Linked DNA regions of Mus musculus: region 1 is linked to region 2. The links are chromatin loops, found by intact Hi-C in ENCODE. Cell type or tissue: heart. All regions are shown on one strand. Links, peaks and the distances in the headings refer to the core of each region. The heading gives the core; the rest is flanking DNA. Region 1 holds the start of Defb42 (defensin beta 42). Region 2 has its middle 23 kb from the start of Gm17232.

Region 1 (8,609 bases), core at 507-8,506, 420 kb after region 2:
AGGCAGTGGATCCCTGGGCTTGGTGGCCAGCCAGTGTAGCCTTCTTGCTGAGTTCCAGGCCACTGAGTAGTGTCTAAAACCAAGAATGAATACCTGAGGCTGTTCACAAGCACACACGCATGCAAGCATGCATGCATGCACACATGCATACACAGAGCCTCCTCAGTCCTTCGTTGGCTATTTGTGTGGTGGCTGTCCTTTGTAGTTATGTGTACCCAAGGATAGCACAGAGGGAGACGTCGGGGGGGGGGGGGGGGCTACATGCAGGAGTAGGGCTCACCCAGTATCCAGGACCCAAGAACAAAGCCGAAGCCTCCCTGATTTAAAGGCGGCAGCTGATGCTCCGCAGAACCAGGTCTGTGCCAAAGTAGGCAGAGCCCAGGGCCAGCCTCCTCCCCTCCCGTTGATCCCTCTGCTGGCCTGGAGGGAGGCTGGTGGCTGATAGGAGCTGGTTCCTCAGATGAGGTCATTTGTTTTGGTGCCAGGGGAAGGGAGGTGGTGGAGGCAGGGGCCCTGCTGTCTGCTCTCCGCTTGCTGGCGCCACAGGGTGGACAGCCTGGGTCTTGTCTGGACAGTGCCTCATTCTGAGAATGATGAGAAGAGACTCAGAGGGCAGGGAGTGGCCAGGCAGCCCATGCTTGAGGTCTGGAAGAGAAAATGGGAGCTCAACTGAAAGGCTGGGCTAGCCTCTTTCCTGGTTCTCTCAGGGGTCTGGTGAGCTCTGACTGGACCCTGAACTAGCCTACCACACGCAGAAGGAACAATTATGCTCCCCCGGACATCTGTGCTGCTATTCTGAAACACTTCCAGCATTTGTTGTTATCCTAGGAGGCCTTTCCAGCTCTTTGGGGTTTTCAGAGGCTACCCAGGAAAGCTTGTTAGTTACTTTTTTTTTTTTTTTTTCTGGGATGATGTGACCCACTTCCTAGCTCCACTCACTGATTAAAAGCTCCCAATGTGTCTATGAGGCCCAAGAACTCATTAAGAAATATTGTGGATGACAGGTCTTCTGTGTGCAAGTGGATTGAGGGGCTCTTAAAATGTTTGGGTTCATATACAGGTTCCCAGAGTGTTCTCAACACTTTCTTCATCCTCTTCCTCCTCACTCACCCACCAGAAACAGCCCCTTCCCTGCTTTGGACACAGTGCCATGTTCTTAAAATTCAAGTGAGTGGCAGTCCGTGGGGTTACTGTTGCGCCCAGCTTCTCTTCCCCATTGTTTTGTCTGGGAGGTTGCCTACAATGCTGCGTTGTGAGTAGCAGAAGGTTTTTTTTTAGCTTGGGTGTGTTCCATTTAAAAGCACTCCAATATTGGGCTAGTGAGACAGCTCAGGGTCATCTCTGCGCCACTCCTAGAACCTATGTACAAAGAGAGAAGGGAAGGGAAAAAAAGAAACCAACTCGACAAAGCTGTCTCCTGACCTCCACACATGGGTTGTAGCATGCACATGCACAACACACACACAGACACACGCACATGCATGCACACACCACCCACATTTCACTCGAACATACACACATGCAAATGCACACACACACACACATCATATCTTCATAGAAGTAATCTCAAGGACTTTCTAAAATTAACATTTGAAAGATTTTACTTGAAACTTTTAACCAGCTTCTAAGAATTTATTATTTGTTGTGTTTCTGGTTATTTTCCCTCTTGCCTTTTCCATGGGAAGAACGATTCACTTGATGTAGCCTACTAGTTCCTAAAATGCCATTTGTGCTCTATTTCAGGTAAAATGATGATAAAGCAATCCTATGGCTCCCTCTTTATAATTTCCTATCTCTGATTCATTTTGAGTTTATTCTGGGATAAGGTCTGCATGAGCCACCAGCCTTATTATTTCAGAGCGGCATCCCTAATTAATGAACAATGTATTGTTGTCCCTACTGACCGAATGACTTGTTGTTGGTCCTATTAATTGAAAGGTCCTTGTCTTTCCTCTGCTGCTTGTCAATGCAGCTGGTCACGTCCTGTTATCGGCTTCCTTGGTTAAGGCTTGGATATCTAGGAGGAGACTTAGGCGGACTCCTCATCTTCTGAATTTCTGATGACAATCTTATTTAAAAACTTTATTAAGGAGCTTGAGGTTCAGTCTGCGTGATTCAAAGATTTTGTGGGATTACACTCATATTTAAAGTTGACAGGAAGGAGGTGACCAGGATGCTGTATTAGATGTCTTTATCTTTGCATCCTTGAACATCTTTTATTGATTCCTTCTTCAAAGTTTAAAGCCATCTTCACAGGTGTTGGCCTGTTCCTTGTTACCCTTGTTCTATGTGTTGTCTTTTGTTGTTTACTGTTGAGAAGAGGTTTGTTTGTTTGTTTGTTTGTTTATCTGTGCAGGTGAGTCGAACATGGGGACATTTTGATTCGCCTCACTGTCTTTTGGATGGTGGTTATGTGACCCAACTCTGAATGAGGAATATCTGATGATCTAGCTGGGTGTTTCGAAGATTAGAAATATTGTGTGAGTCATTAAGAAATGAATTTGGGGGACTGAAGAGATGGCTCAGTGGTTAAGAACACTGACTGTTCTTTCAGAGGTCCTGAGTTCAATTCCCAGCAACCACATGGTGGCTCACAACCATCTGTAATGGGTCTGACACCCTCTTCTGGTGTGTCTGAAGACAGCATCAGGGTACTCATATAAATAAATAATTCCAAAAACATTAACAAAGAAATGGATTCGACTTATATGTCCATTGAATGAATGAATAACGAAAATGTGATTCACACACAAAGGAAAATGAAATTAGCAGGAAAAAAAAAAAAACGATGAAACTGGAATGCATTACTCTGAGTAAGGTAACCGAGAAGACAAATGTTATCCAGGCAGTGGTGGCGCACACCTTTAATGCTAGCACTTAGGAGGCAGAGGCAGGCAGATTACTGAGTTCGAAACCAGCCTGGTCTACAGAGTGAGTTCCAGGACAACCAGGACTACACAGAGAAACCCTGTCTGGAAAAAGCAAAAAACAAAAAAACAAAAAAACAAAGGAGGAGGAGGAGGAGGAGGAGGAGGAGGAGGGAGAGGAGGAGAAGGAGAAGGAGAAGACAAATGCTACATATTCTCCCTCATATGTGGGTGTGGGTCCTGGCTTTGAAGGATTTATGTATTTAATTTGGAAGTATCTGTAGAGCCCAGGAGGCTAGAAAGGGCCATAAGAGGGAGAAGGAAGGAGGCTTTAAAGGGAGATGGGGGTGTGGGGCTCTGGAATTGTGGTGGTGGTGGTGGGCAGGAATACTGGGAATTAAAGACTTAAGCAGGAACTGTGGCAAGGGAAAGAGGAGAGGAGAAGATGGGGTGGAATCAGAAGAAGGATTGAAGAAGCTGAAGAGGAGGGCGACCCCATGGGAAGACCAGCGTCTCAACTAACCCAGATCCCAGGGAGCTCCCAGAGACTGAGCCACCAGCCAGGCAGCATTCACGGCTTGGTCTGAGGCCCCCTGCACATATATAGCAGAGGACTGCCTGGTCTGGCCTCAGTAAGAGAAGATGTGTCTAATCCTCAAGAGACTTGAGGCCCCAGGAAAGGAGAAGCCTGTTGTGGGGGAGCACCCTCTCGAAGGCAAGGGGGAGGAGTGGGATGAGGAACTGGGGGAGAGGGGATGAGGAAGGGGTAACAGCTGGAATGTAAATAAATAAAATAATTTAAAAAAAGATTGTGGAAATCCCCTGTGAAAGTCCACTGCTTTAAGGAAATTAAAAGGAATATAGAGACTCCCTCAAGCTCTCCATCACCAGCTTACTTGTGGCCTGTTATGTAGTTATTATTTTCCATGGTAAGTACCTCTTCTTTTCTTTTCTTTTCTTTTCTTTTCTTTTCTTTTCTTTTCTTTTCTCTTCTTTTCTTTTCCTTTCTTTTCCTTTCTCTTCTTTTCTTCCTTTATTTCTTTTTTAAAGAATTATTTGTTTATTTTTATGTATATGAACGCACCGTCACTGTCTTCAGACACACTAGTGGAGGGTGTCAGATCCCATTACAGATGGTTATGAGCCACCACGTAGTTGCTGGGAATTGAACTCAGGACTTCTGGAACTGCTGAGCCATCCCTCCAGCCCCGGTAAGTACATTTCCTAATGTCACTCAACAAAGAGTGACAAGGAACTGAGCTCCCAGATAGATGGCTTCCAAGTCTACATTCATGTACAATTAAAAAAAAAAAATACTCAAATCAAGACATTACTGTTGTTAAGGGTCTTCATTACCATATGCAGCCAGAGATGGATTTTGTCCTCACAACCTGTATTAGTAAGCGCCCCACCCTATTCCTTTCCTCCCCCAAGCTTCAGTGTAAAAGTCTGGTTCCCTTTATTGCTTTGAGTATTCAAGTTCACACTTTTTCAGCTTACAGACTTCCCCTGGGATGTGGCAAGATGGCTGAAAGCCTGCGCCTGCGCCCCCTGGTGGTGGAAGCAAAAACTAAGGGTTGGCCTTCCTACCCTTGTGGTTTTCCTTTGTAGAAGCCTCCCATGTTGAGGGAACTCCAGAGCTTTCAAAAGCTCGCACAGTTGGGGCCACCGACAGATTGCACTGAAATTTGATCTGTGTTTTTTTTGTTTGTTTGTTTTTTTTTTTTTTAAAGTCCTACCCAAGCTGGTATGTGTCCATTTTCTCAAACTATGAAGATTGAAAAGGGTGGAACAACTCTAATTGTTGTCTATCACCAGAAGGTCCAAGTTTCTCCATCTCTCAGGTTTTCAGCCAGATGGTGTGTGTGTAGTGGTGGTGATGGTGGTGTGTGTGTGCGCGCGCGCGTGTGCGTGTGTTTACACATGCAGATATGTGCTGATGCATGCATCAGAGGCTCTTTCCTTCTACCATGTGGGTTTTGGCAACATCAAGCCCAGACAGTCAGGTTTGGTAGCAAGTGCCTTTACCCACTGAATCATACTGCTAGTCTTCCTCCCAATTCCTTTTAATTGTACAGTTCAGAGCTACATTCAGTCCACTCAAACTTTATAGGCCTTGAATCACCCTAAATAACATTGATCTACACCCCGCCCCCCCCCCGCCCCCCCCCCCCCCCCGCCCCAGGTGATCCCAGTGTGGTTTATTCACTGTAGGTACCCACAGGGCTTTGGAACACGCCCAAGCCCCTCCAACCTACTCCCATCATCCCCCACCACCGTCAACCCCCACCTGCCACCCCTCCCCCTCCTTGATGTCTCTGCTCCCTTTGTCCTTGTGAATTGAATCGGCTGACAATCCACGAAAGCGGGAAGACCCAAACACTCCCACTTTTCTTTTGGTAAGAGGACACGCTTTAAGGAGCCAGTGCAGGTTGCCACATGCTATAGCTGTTACTAGACGGTCTCATAAGGGCTAAGCAAAGTATCATGTCATTAGAGTCTTATTAGCTGTGTGAACCCATTGTGACTCTCCCCGCCCGCCCCCCCCCCCCCGGAAGTATGAGGACCAGAAGCTGGAGACCTGTGGGCAGGTGGCTTCCTCCTGCCGTGCTCATAGAGTGTTACTGTGCACTGTGACCACAGTCTGGGGAAGACCAATCCTGACCTGAGGCTGCCAACCATTCTCATTGATGAATTATGAGGATCTTGATGGCGCCTGGTGGTTCTGCCCCTGAGGCATGGGCGACGGGAATGGATGGTAAGGAAGCACGCTGGCAAAAGGCAATTGTGTGGAGGGCTTGACCCTGAGCCTGAGGGTCCATGATACATGGGCAAAAGTAGTGATGTTGCCGGGCGTGGTGGCGCACGCCTTTAATCCCAGCACTTGGGAGGCAGAGGCAGGCGGATTTCTGAGTTCAAGGCCAGCCTGGTCTACAAAGTGAGTTCCAGGACAGCCAGGGCTACACAGAGAAACCGTGTCTTGAAAAACAAAAACAAAAACAAACAAACAAAAAAAAGTAGTGATGTCAATGGGTGGGACCTGTGCCTGGAGTCAGAAATGGAACTCAGAAGACAGAGCTTTATGGCTTTGAGCCTTAAAAAAGAGTTTTGATGGCCCAGTATTTCATGTCTCTGGTTGGATTCATAACTGCTCATTGAAACTACAGCCAAGCCAGACTCCTGTACTTCCCAAGAGGAAAGAAGTTCAGCGCAAGTGAAAGCAGATGCAGTCAAGACAGGCTGGGTAGTGCACATGTGTGTGTTCCCAAATATGTAAATATAACATGTTCAGTTCATATATTACTTGTAGCTATATGTTTTTCAGGGCTGACCATTTGGTATTGGACAACCAACTGGTGTACTTAAAGCCTGATGAAATATACATAAATTAATAATAACAAAAAAATGAAGATGGACTGGGTGCAAATCCAGGACAAACTAAGTTATTACTTGTATGATCTTAGAAAAAAAATCCATCATTTAAAGAAATCAGATTTTGTTTCAAGGTTAAGTAACTTGATATATGCAAAACAGTTTAAATGCTGAGAGCTTCATGTCAGTTATTTTTTCTTATTCTCATGGACATTTCTCGGAGAATGTCATTTCCTTCGGCCTGTGGCTTGTATGGAGCCGTTGAATTTGTTGTTCTTTGTTTTGTTTGTTTTTTTTAATTCAATTTAATTTTATGTATGTGGTGTCTAGCCTGCATGTGTATCTGTGTACCACGTAAGCGAAACGTCTGCAGAAGCTGAAAGAGAGCATTACATCCCCTGGAACTGGAGTTACAGATGCTTGTGAGCTACCATATAGGTGATGGGAAACAAGCCTAGGTCCTCTAGAAGAGCAGCCAGTGCTCTTAACCACCGAGTCACTTCTCCAGTCCCACACAGGTGAATTTGAAACGGGAAATTTATGATTTAAGACAAGGAAGACCACGGGGTGCCATTTATTGCAAAGCTTCTTACAAAATGCCATCTGGGCTTTTGCCAGTAAACAGACACGTGGCCAGCGTCACCCTTATGCGTCACGTCCACTTTTTCTTGAGCTCTTGGGCCTCACAGACAGATTGGGAGTGTTTAATCATTCACATGGCCTTTTAACTGGAGCTGTGAGGCTAGGTCATATACCTTTGGTTTGAGGAAGTACAAAATCGGTATCCTTTCTACAACAGGACATTATGTTGTTACAGTAGGCAATCCATACCCACCCTAACTTACAACCAAAGAAACACAAGCCTTCGATTGCGGTGCACGTCTCAAAGGATATGCCCTTATTCCCGATCGAACAGCGACCTGAAGAATAGAGAAAGGGCAACCAGTCTTCAGAAAGCTAGGGACGAACCTGGGCTGGTTTTCTCTTGCTCATTCTCCCTCTGGGACCCATCCTTTTACTTCCTATCATACTTCAGTAAGACTGTGGCGTCTAGGTCTACGAAGAGGGATTTGAGTTGGGCATGTTGGTGCACACCTTTAACCCCAGCACTCTAGATACTGAGGCAGTTCTAGGAGTCCAAGGCCAGCCTGGTCTACATAGCTAGTTCCAGGACAGTCAGGGCTACATAGAGAGATTCTGAATTAAAATAAAACATTAGGAATATGGTGAGTAGAGATGTATGCATCATGAAAAGAGCTCTCCTAAAGGTCCTGGAAGTTTTCAGGAAATAGTGAAAGATGGTTAGTATAGAGAAAGGCAACCCTTAACCATGACCTAGCCCTAAACTGATGGCCCATCTCCTGTGGGTGGAACTTCCCATTCTGGGCTTATACCCATAGATCAGGCTATCTATCTGTCTGTCTATCTATCTATCTATCTATCTATCTATCTATCTATCTATCATCTATTTAAAATTTTAGGATCTGAGCTTTTAAGAGACCTTTTCAGACCCATAGTCCACTGCCTACCTGCAGGCAATGATGTCACCAGGATGAACAGTAAGCATGAAAGACGCAGGTTCATAGCTGTGGAGGGTCTGGAGCTGGAACTGCCGAGACAGCTGTCTGGAAGCCTTGTTTATAGAGATGATCTGGGTTAGGTGGCGCTGGATTCAAGCTCACTCTTCCAGGGAGAGCCCAGCTTCTATAGAGGCCAGAAGAAGAGGAGTGAGACCCTGTGCCGTTCAGCACTACCCTCATTTCTTCAAAGCACACGAGTTGAAGGCATTCAGCAAAGGGCAGAGTGCCCCCACCCACAGAGCAGGAGTCTCACGCAAGGCCTAAGCACTTTTCCTCTCCCCTTTTGAAATTTCAGGAGAAAAATGGTTATGTCATTTGCCTGCAAGTCACATTGAAAGCCCAGGGGTCACAAAACAGTACTACAGAGCACAGGCAATTCATGGCTGGGAGGGGCACAGGTAAAAGATACTCACAGGGTTCCAAGAAGCAAAAGGCTCTTAGCATGTCAACAGGGTTTGACTAAGAGTAGAGGGTTTGCTCAGCGAGTGGAGAAGTCTCCTCTTTCAGTTTTACTTACTCGTTTGGCCAGATTCTGCTGTGGAAAAGTCCCCAGAGAGCTTCCTTTTCCAAATGGCTTGAGACACCAATCTGGGTCTCTTGAGGGCCGCAGGCAAGAGGGAGGAGCCTCACTGTGGGGGCAGCTGGGTAGCTGGGCTGGAACTCTGCTTTCTCATGGGAGGGCTGTTTTCAAGGTCAGATGCCTAGATCCAGAGGTGGAACTGAACAGTAGTTCTCTGGAGGTAAGGATGTGGCCTTTGGAAAGTGCCATTAGGCCCACACTCCTTGGGGC
Region 2 (8,609 bases), core at 391-8,390:
CACTGAAGGCTGTATTCATGTAAGTATTCAACGGAGCAACAGCAAGAAGACCCTCACTAATGTCCAAGGATGCTGATAATTAGGATATAAAGAAACCAGTGAAGATATTTAAGAAGTCCTTTGCCTGCACGGGTACTGTAATTGAGCATCCACAATATGGAGAAGTGATTCAGCTAAAGGTGACTAATGCAAGAGCATATGCCAGCTCTGACAGAGCCTGGATGGGCTAGGACAATCAGCCGACGACCCATCGGTTTTAATTGCTTGCTGCTCTCTGAAGAGTGAGGATTTCCTGGCAGAGCAGAATTTCCTTCTGTTCCTTGTAACAAGCTTTTTTTTTTTTTTCCCACTTCAGTTTGTTTAATGGAATCATTTGGGGTCCACTTTTAATTTGGACTAGTGTAATTCCTTCATGCAATAAATTGAAAAAAAAAACCACCCCCCAAAATACACAAAAGAATGTGTGTTATGTCTCTGTAACTTTGGGTTGTATAAAATGCAGATCAGAAGTATTCAAGGTGGAAAATCCTGTGTCTGCACTGAACATCCAGATATGCCCCCACCCCCCACATCCATTCAACCATCAAGACAGCACCTATGGACACTGTGTTAGATGTTCAAATATATTTACATGTGATTTAAATGATACATGGATTATATAGTAGTGTGTACCACTTTATTATGTACCAGCTATAAACATCCACAAATTTTGGTATCTGCAGGTGTCCTGGAACCAACCCCCCACAGATGGAAGGGGCAGTGTGCTTATGGAGAAAGTCTTAAGTGCAGGAAGGGAGCTGTATCTGCTCCCGGTACAGTTCAATACCCTTTCAGAAGCCAGATTATCTGTTTTAATCTGCAACCATCCTGTAAGGTGGTTGTTCTGATTTACATATGGGCACATTGAGAAGGAGACTGATAAACTAGTTCTCCTGGGGCATAGAGCTAGTAAGCACAGAGCAGGGCTTCAAACCCAGCGTGCCTACCTTTCTACGCGCGCGCGCACACACACACACGTTTATTCAACTATTATCTCTCTATCATCTATCTATACTTCAACTATCATCTATTTATCATCTATCATTTATCTATCTACACGAATGTGCACAGAAAGACATGAAAAGAGAAGGGAGGCTATTTGAGAATAGGAATGGAAGGAGAAGGAAGCAGAGGAGGAGAGCAAGAGAGAGAAATGGGAAATAAGAGTGGTCAAAACTCATGATGTAATTGAACGATACTGCCACTGTATGGATAGATTCAAGGACAGAATAATTGCCTTCGGTTGTGTACTTACTGGTGACCTCGCTAAGCCCAATAAGTAGTTCTAATCAAATATGCACTAAGTGACCTTGAATAAACTAAAAGCCAATCCAAAAGTCATGAATCTGAGAAATGGACTGGTAGGGATAGAAGGGGTAATGAGATGTGTGTGTGTTTCCTATATATATGTCTTAGTCAGGGTTTCTATTCCTGCACAAACATCATGACCAAGAAGCAAGTTGGGGAGGAAAGGGTTTATTCGGCTTACATTTCCATACTGCTGTTGATCACCAAAGGATGCAGGACTGGAACTCAAGCAGGTCAGAAAGCAGGAGCTGATGCAGAGGCCATGGAGGGATGTTCTTTACTGGCTTGCTTCACCTGGCTTGCTCAGCCTGCTCTCTTATAAAACCCAAGACTACCAGCCCAGAGATGGTCCCACCCACAAGGGGCCTTTCCCCCTTGATCACTAATTGAGAAAATGCCTTACAGTTGGATCTCATGGAGGCATTTCCTCAACTGAAGCTCCTTTCTCTGTGATAACTCCAGCGGTGTCAAGTTGACACAAAACTAGCCAGTACAATTGACCCCTTGACACACAAAAACATCACTAGTAAGCCTCAACCCTTACATTCTTATTCATCCCCAAGATCTAAACAACTTTAAAAGTCCCACAGCCTTTACATATTCTTAAAATTTCAATCTCTTTAAAATATCCATCTTTTTAAAAATCCAAAGTCTTTTTACAATTAAAAGTCTCTTAACTGTGGGCTCCACTAAAACAGTTTCTTCTTTCAAGAGGGAAAATATAAGGGCACAGTCACAATCAAAAGCAAAAGTCAATCTCCAACCGTCCAATGTCTGGGATCCAACTCACGATCTTCTGGGCTCCTCTAAGGGCTTGGGTCACTTCTCCAGCCATGCCCTTTGTAGCACACGCGTCATCCTCTAGGCTCCAGATGCCTGTACCCCACTGCTGCTGCTGCTCTTGGTGGTCATCTCATGGTACTGGCATCTCCAAAACACTGCATGACCCCTTCAGTCCTGGGCCATCAATTGCAACTGAGGCTGCACTTTCACCAATGGCCTTCCATGGCCTCTCACAGTGCCAAGCCTCAGCTGCTCTGCTCAACTCCTTCATGCCTTCAAAACCAACCAGTACCACCTGGGTGACCCTTACACATTACCAAGTCTAGCCACAGCACAATGTACAACGTTGGCTATATCTGGAACACAGCCACTGTGCTCTCAGAAAACACTTCCCAGAAGATGTCACCTCAATGATGCTGGTCTCTTCTTAATCACCGCTAATTTCTTAGCTCCGGCTAACCAGCATCAATAGTCCCAGTAATGCAAAGTTTTTGCTTTAGTAGTTCTGGTATCTTGTTAATCACAGCTGATTCTTCAGCCCCAGCTAACCAGAACTACAGAATCTTCACAATCAAAACAACAATGGCCCTCAAAAGAGTCTTTAATTTTCCCTCTGAAATTTCACAACCCAGGCCTCCATCTTCTGCACTGTCCTCAACATTATCTTCCAAGCTCCTACAAAACATCTGACAGAGCTCTTAACAACGAATGGATCTTCAAGCCCAAAGTTCCAAAGTCCTTCCACAGACCTCCCCAAAACATGGTCAGGTTGTCACAGAAATACCCCACTCTGCTGGTACCAATTTGTCTTAGTCAGGGTTTCTATTCCTGCACAAACATCATGACCAAGAAGCAAGTTGGGGAGGAAAGGGTTTATTCGGCTTACATTTCCATACTGCTGTTGATCACCAAAGGATGCAGGACTGGAACTCAAGCAGGTCAGAAAGCAGGAGCTGATGCAGAGGCCATGGAGGGATGTTCTTTACTGGCTTGCTTCACCTGGCTTGCTCAGCCTGCTCTCTTATAAAACCCAAGACTACCAGCCCAGAGATGGTCCCACCCACAAGGGGCCTTTCCCCCTTGATCACTAATTGAGAAAATGCCTTACAGTTGGATCTCATGGAGGCATTTCCTCAACTGAAGCTCCTTTCTCTGTGATAACTCCAGCGGTGTCAAGTTGACACAAAACTAGCCAGTACAATATATATGTGTATGTGTGCATGCATGCATTTTTACTTTACTTTTAAAAGTATTTCATGTCTTACTGGGAGCATACCATGGCACATGTATGGAGGTTAGAGGATAACTTATGGGGGCGGGGTTCTCTCCTCCCGACATGTGGGTCCTGGGGATTGGACTTAGGTCATTAGGCTCTGCCAACGGTGCATTTACCCTCTGAGCCATCTGTCCAGCCCAGATAGGTGTTTTTGAAGTTTTGGAAAGGTGCATAAAAGACTAAGGCTACAGTTTACCTAGGGAAGTGTGGGAACTGGGCAGATGGAACTCCAAGCGTGTGTAACTTCTGTCACAGTGTCCTTTAATTAATGCTCTGTTTCCATATGAATCTTTCTCAGAAATTCCACACTGCTTATGGAAAAGCAGAAATAAAAAGGATGGACACTGTGTATCTGTTTGGTGTTAGGTACCTGGCTCAGGACCTCAAAGAGACTTGTAGAGTAAGAACCTTTCGGCTAGACCAAAAGGTTTCAGAGAGAGAGAGAGAGGAAGGAGAGAGAGAATATGAATTTATAGAGTTTTAATTCTGACAGATTAGAGATTTCATGCTTGGTCCATGGAGAAGAACATCAAAATGTGCATTATTCTAACAAATAGCAAATTCTGACAATCAAAGATGCCAAGGAAACTCAGTTAAGTGCACACACAAATGTATTCTATAGTTTTCCAGCAGAGGGCACCTTAGGCTCTACTAACTGCGGTGGGTGGCAGGCCAGCAGTCTGAAAGCCATTTGTTGGCAGACTTGTTTTCTTAGACCTTCTCTGCTGTGGTTTGAGTAAGGAACATATGGAGGTGGGAAGCCAGAGGGTAGAGCTTAGGAAAGAAGCCAGGAGACTCCAGCTCATCACTAGCTCTGCCACTGGCTGACTGTTAATGAGCCAATAGTGTTGGGTTTCAATTCAGAGGAGAGAGTTACGCTCCAGCCACCGCTTTATAGCCCACTGGTGCTGACAGCACACATTGCTACAATAGCTACGTCCCAGCAATTCCGCGGAATCAGTATAGAGCCATGGCTTTACATGCTGTACCTCCAAGCCCCAGGGAAATTCACTGCCTTCTAGAAATACCAGTGACTGTCATCTTTTAAACAGAAGCTTCTTTTGCTTAAAAAAATAAATCAACGTGTGCCTCCTGGATGCCCTGGCACACTGCTATGGTGATAGCTTTAGCTTCTTGTTCCTGAGATGGGCAGCTGTGGAGGTCAGGGTGGTTGTGATCAGGGGAGGAGTATTAAAGGTGATACTGTGAGTCCCATTGGGCCCCCTGAAGATTAGGGCTGGGGAGATGACCTTCTGGGGGCTAGGTTAGAAGGATGAGCAGGGGCCGAGGGTGTCTCTGGCAGAAGCTGAGGTGTGGCTTCACAGGGACAACAGGTGATGGACAAGCCTCTCTAACTGGTGGAGCCCATAGACCTGGGGGTGTTCTGCTAGGCAGCTGGCTCTACGATGCACTACTGTTTGAGCCTCCAGCTCAGAAGCTACTATCTTAGGCCCTGTTCTTAGAATTGGCCAAAACAATTATTTACAGGAGGGAGGGGAGATGGGAGAGCAGGCAGGAAAGCCTAGTCCATGGTCTGAGATTCAGAGCCAACACTGTAAGAAGGTGCACACCTTAAATCGAAGCTTTCAGAAGGAATGAGAGAGTTCCAGGATTACACAGAGAAATCCTGTCATGGGGGAGGGGCAGGGAAGCTCCCTCGATCCCTTGGATTTTCTTGTTCCTACTCTTCCACCACCTCACTCTTCCATATTCTCTGTCCCTTCCAATCTTTTCCTTTCTCTCTCTCTCTTTTTTTCCTATCTTGTGTTTTCTGGGGTTTCTTGCAGGGGCCGCTCTGTTGAGCTTAGCTCTGAGCAGAAGAGCAGGGACTCAGCTTTTACTGGGAGGGTGACTGACATGCAGACGCCTCCTGCTGTGGTCAAATAGAATGTGGTTGGGCCATCTCCCAGAAGAAAGGCCGCCTTGGCTCCTGTCCCATCTAGCACCACCAAGGAGCACAGCAGGCACAATCCACTACCAGGGCTACAGACAAAAGCTGGCCGCCTACTTGCTTGATTTTGTGGGTTTCAGCCAAAAGGTTTGTGGTCCTCCCGAAGTATGTATCATATAATGAATTGCTGTACCCAATGTCACGCACATTTAAATTTCATGGAAGAAGTTAATGACACCGGCAGAAGTTGTGATCTTTTCTTCTCACACCAACCACATTGTCCTGCTGCCTGCCGTTTGGCACACGTCCTTTGACTAAAGAGTCCTCATGGCAAAAAAAGAGTCCCTGTGGGTGATGGAAGACTCTGGGTCTGCTCCCGGGCTGAGGGTCCCTCCTTAACAACTTGGTTGCTAATGGTCATGGGCTTGGTTACCTATGTACTTCCCTCAGAGGTCATGCTGGTCCTTACTTAGGACTTTGTCTTAGTCAGGGTTTCTATTCCTGTACAAACATCATGACCAAGAAACAAGTTGGGGAGGAAAGGGTTTATTCAGCTTACACTTCCATGCTGCTGTTCATCACCAAGGAAGTCAGGGCTGGAACTCAAGCAGGTCAGGAAGCAGGAGCTGATGCAGAGGCCATGGAGGGATGTTCTTTACTGGCTTGCCTCCCCTGGCTTGCTCAGCCTGCTCTCTTATAGAACCAAGACTGCCAGCCCCGAGATGGTCCTACCCACAAGGGGCCTTTCCCCCTTGATCACTAATTGAGAAAATGCCTTACAGCTGGATCTCCTGGAGGCATTTCCTCAACTGAAGCTCCTTTTTCTGTGATAACTCCAGCCTGTGTCAAGTTGACACAGAACTAGCTGGTACGGACTTGTTCCAGCCCAAATACTCGTGAGAAGTGACCCAGCTTACCCCCAGGTGGACAGCTGAAGGGTGGGGAGTGGGAGGGAAGAAGAGAGGCCAGAGAGGAGAAGCAGATGTACTATTTTTTTTTTTTTGGTTGATCTGGTGTCTAGTGTCATTTCTGTTGCTCTGATGAGCACAAGGAACCCAGAGGAGTAATGGCCCATCTGTCTTACAGCTCCAGGTCACAGTCTGTCATTTTGTGGAAGTCAAGGCAGGATCCCGAGCAACTGACCACAACATATCACAGTCATGAGCGGAGAGAAGTGAGCGCATCGGTGCTGTCTGCTTGCTTTGCTAACTTTCTACTGTCCAATAGCTCAGGACCCCTCACCTCTCACAACGAGCTGGGTCTTCCTACATTAACAAGCAAGACCATCCTCCTAGAGATGTGCCAATAGACCAACCTGGAAAAAAAAATCAGTTACTCTATGAGGCTATCAGGTGAGTCAGATTGATCGTTAAAACTAATCACCACAGGTGTTATCACAAGTACTGCAGAGTGGGTGGCTCAAACAGTAACCCCTGTTGTCATGATTCTGAAAACCAGAAGTCTGATTGTGAGCAGCAGGACTGGCCCCTCCCAAGGCTTCTCTTCCTGGGTTTGCAATGGCCATCTTAGCCTGTGTCTTCACATGACCTCCCTCTGTGTGTCTGTGTCCTAGTCACCTTTGAGAAATAAAGATACCAGCTATGTGCTTATGACTTCATCTTAACCCACAAAGACCTCATTTCCAGATACATTGGCCAGAGAAGCTTGCTCATCACTGTTGTCCCTGTGAGGTGACACCCCAGGGAGAAGAGTTCTAGGAATCACTTCCACTGGCGGCCTGGTCTTCCCTGACTCCCCGGCTCAGATCTTCCTACGGTTCCAGAAGCTCTCAGTCCTCACCCCTCTCCCTTCCCCTTCCTGGAAGGCTCAGAGTAGCTTCTCCTTTCCCAACCAAGTTCTTGATCCATCTAGGTGGGCAAGTGGAGAAGCATGTGTCCCAATACTAGTCTCTTGCAATCCTTCCAAACGAGGCTTGGCCAGGCGTGACTTTGTAAGACACTCTCAAGGTCTGGCTTGGCGTTGTGATCATTTTCTCTGGAGACTTATCACCTTCCTTGGCAAGTCTTCCTACCTGAGTGCCTCTTCATCCCTGAAGGGAGTGAGAAGCAGGCATCGTGGGACCCTTCTGTCTAACAGATGGCTTAGGAACATTTCGAGAAGCCAAGCCTCTAGAGTCTTGCGCCATCCATGGCTGGTAGAAACCACTCGTGGCAGGACTCACTTCCTTGTGGCAAGTGAGGTGGCCACTTCCAGGGCTTTTATGCTCTTCTGAGGTTTCCCTTCCTCCAGGATCTCCCTGTAGGCTGGGCTATGTAGTCATTTGCTTTGTGCCTAGGAACAGGGTATTTAATAATGTAGCCTTCTATTGGATCAGCTCACACCAGATAGGGCCTGGGGCCTGGGGCCTGGGGCCTGCCTGTACTGCCCAAGTGGCTCAGCTGCATATCATTTCCCTCAGAGTAGCAGCAGCTCAGCCTTCCCCCAAGCCAGTCCAATCACAGGCAGCAGGGTTCTGATGTGGACAGTGAACAGGAGGGGAATCCTCTGTATTCACTAAGAAGCAGGAAAGGCAGGGGAATCAATTCCCATTCTCCCGGCATCCAGATGGGCTGTGACATTCAGGGTCTGGAATGTGGAAGCTGTAGGTTGGGCTGGTGACAAAGCTCCCAGAGCACACTGGGGCAGTTGGCCCAACCTAATGAAGCCACAGCTGGCCCTCTGAACAAAGGGCTGTGTCACTTCTGAGAGGTCACATCCACATTCCTCAGTTTGGTCAGCACCTTGGAGCATCTCTGTTCCTCTACTTCCCTGTGTGGACAATTCTAGAGAGGGGGCCTGGGGGAGGTGTTAAACCCCACCCTAAAAGTGAGCAACACTTTCCAATAAACGGGCAGAGGAAACACTGCCTACCTGTGCTCCCTTTTGTCCTGACCGGCCTGTAGTCATCCTCCACTGGCATGGACTCCTTTGGCCTCGGAATGCAGATTCAATACCAGAGGCTCTCCATGGAGTTTCCAGGCCTTCAGCATCTGCTGGGACTGCTGAGGCTTCCAGCTTCTCAGACTGAGCAGCTACTGGAGTTAAACATGCAGATTACTATCCCTGGACTACCTGGGTCTATCGTGTAAGCTGGTGTAACGAGTGCCCTTGTACAATAGATATGCATTCTATTGGTGCTTTCTAGAGAACTCTAGTATAACAGCCAAATGGTTACCATGTTCAGCTGGCTTGAAGAAGTGGACATGCGTCTTGGCTTTGGTATAAAAAAGTCTGTGACCTCTATGTGGTAGTAATTTTTCTTTTATCCTCTCTCTCTCTCTTCTTCCTCCTCTTCCTCCTCTTCCTCCTCCT

Evidence for each region. Hi-C counts contacts between places; a loop is a spot of excess contacts. Peaks named below come from ENCODE experiments on the same cell type or tissue, not always from the same donor. Only the 100,000 strongest peaks of a DNase experiment are listed, where the experiment ranks them.
Region 1: a loop joins it to region 2, with 6 times the contacts of the local background. A loop is called at or near these places in 7 of 42 quality-filtered maps.

The regions. Positions count from the first base shown.
Region 1 is chr14:63,046,778-63,055,386 of GRCm38, reverse strand. It overlaps Defb42 (defensin beta 42), which reads right to left and starts at 8,396. Exons shown (of 3, transcript NM_001034910.3): 1 at 8,337-8,396; 2 at 7,769-7,943; 3 at 6,781-7,159. The coding sequence starts at 7,823. The coding sequence ends at 6,987. 2700070H01Rik (RIKEN cDNA 2700070H01 gene) reads right to left here and starts at 314. Exons shown (of 3, transcript NR_046019.1): 1 at 281-314. In heart, for the core only: a CTCF peak has its summit at 4,422 (motif pointing left); a DNase peak (open chromatin) is centred at 4,416; H3K4me3 peaks cover 230 bases; H3K27ac peaks cover 1,599 bases.
Region 2 is chr14:63,466,712-63,475,320 of GRCm38, reverse strand. No RefSeq gene overlaps it. Among named protein-coding and RNA genes, the nearest start is that of Gm17232, 23 kb to the left of the region's middle. In heart, for the core only: a CTCF peak has its summit at 4,029 (motif pointing right); no DNase peak of the experiment used is centred there; H3K27me3 peaks cover 904 bases.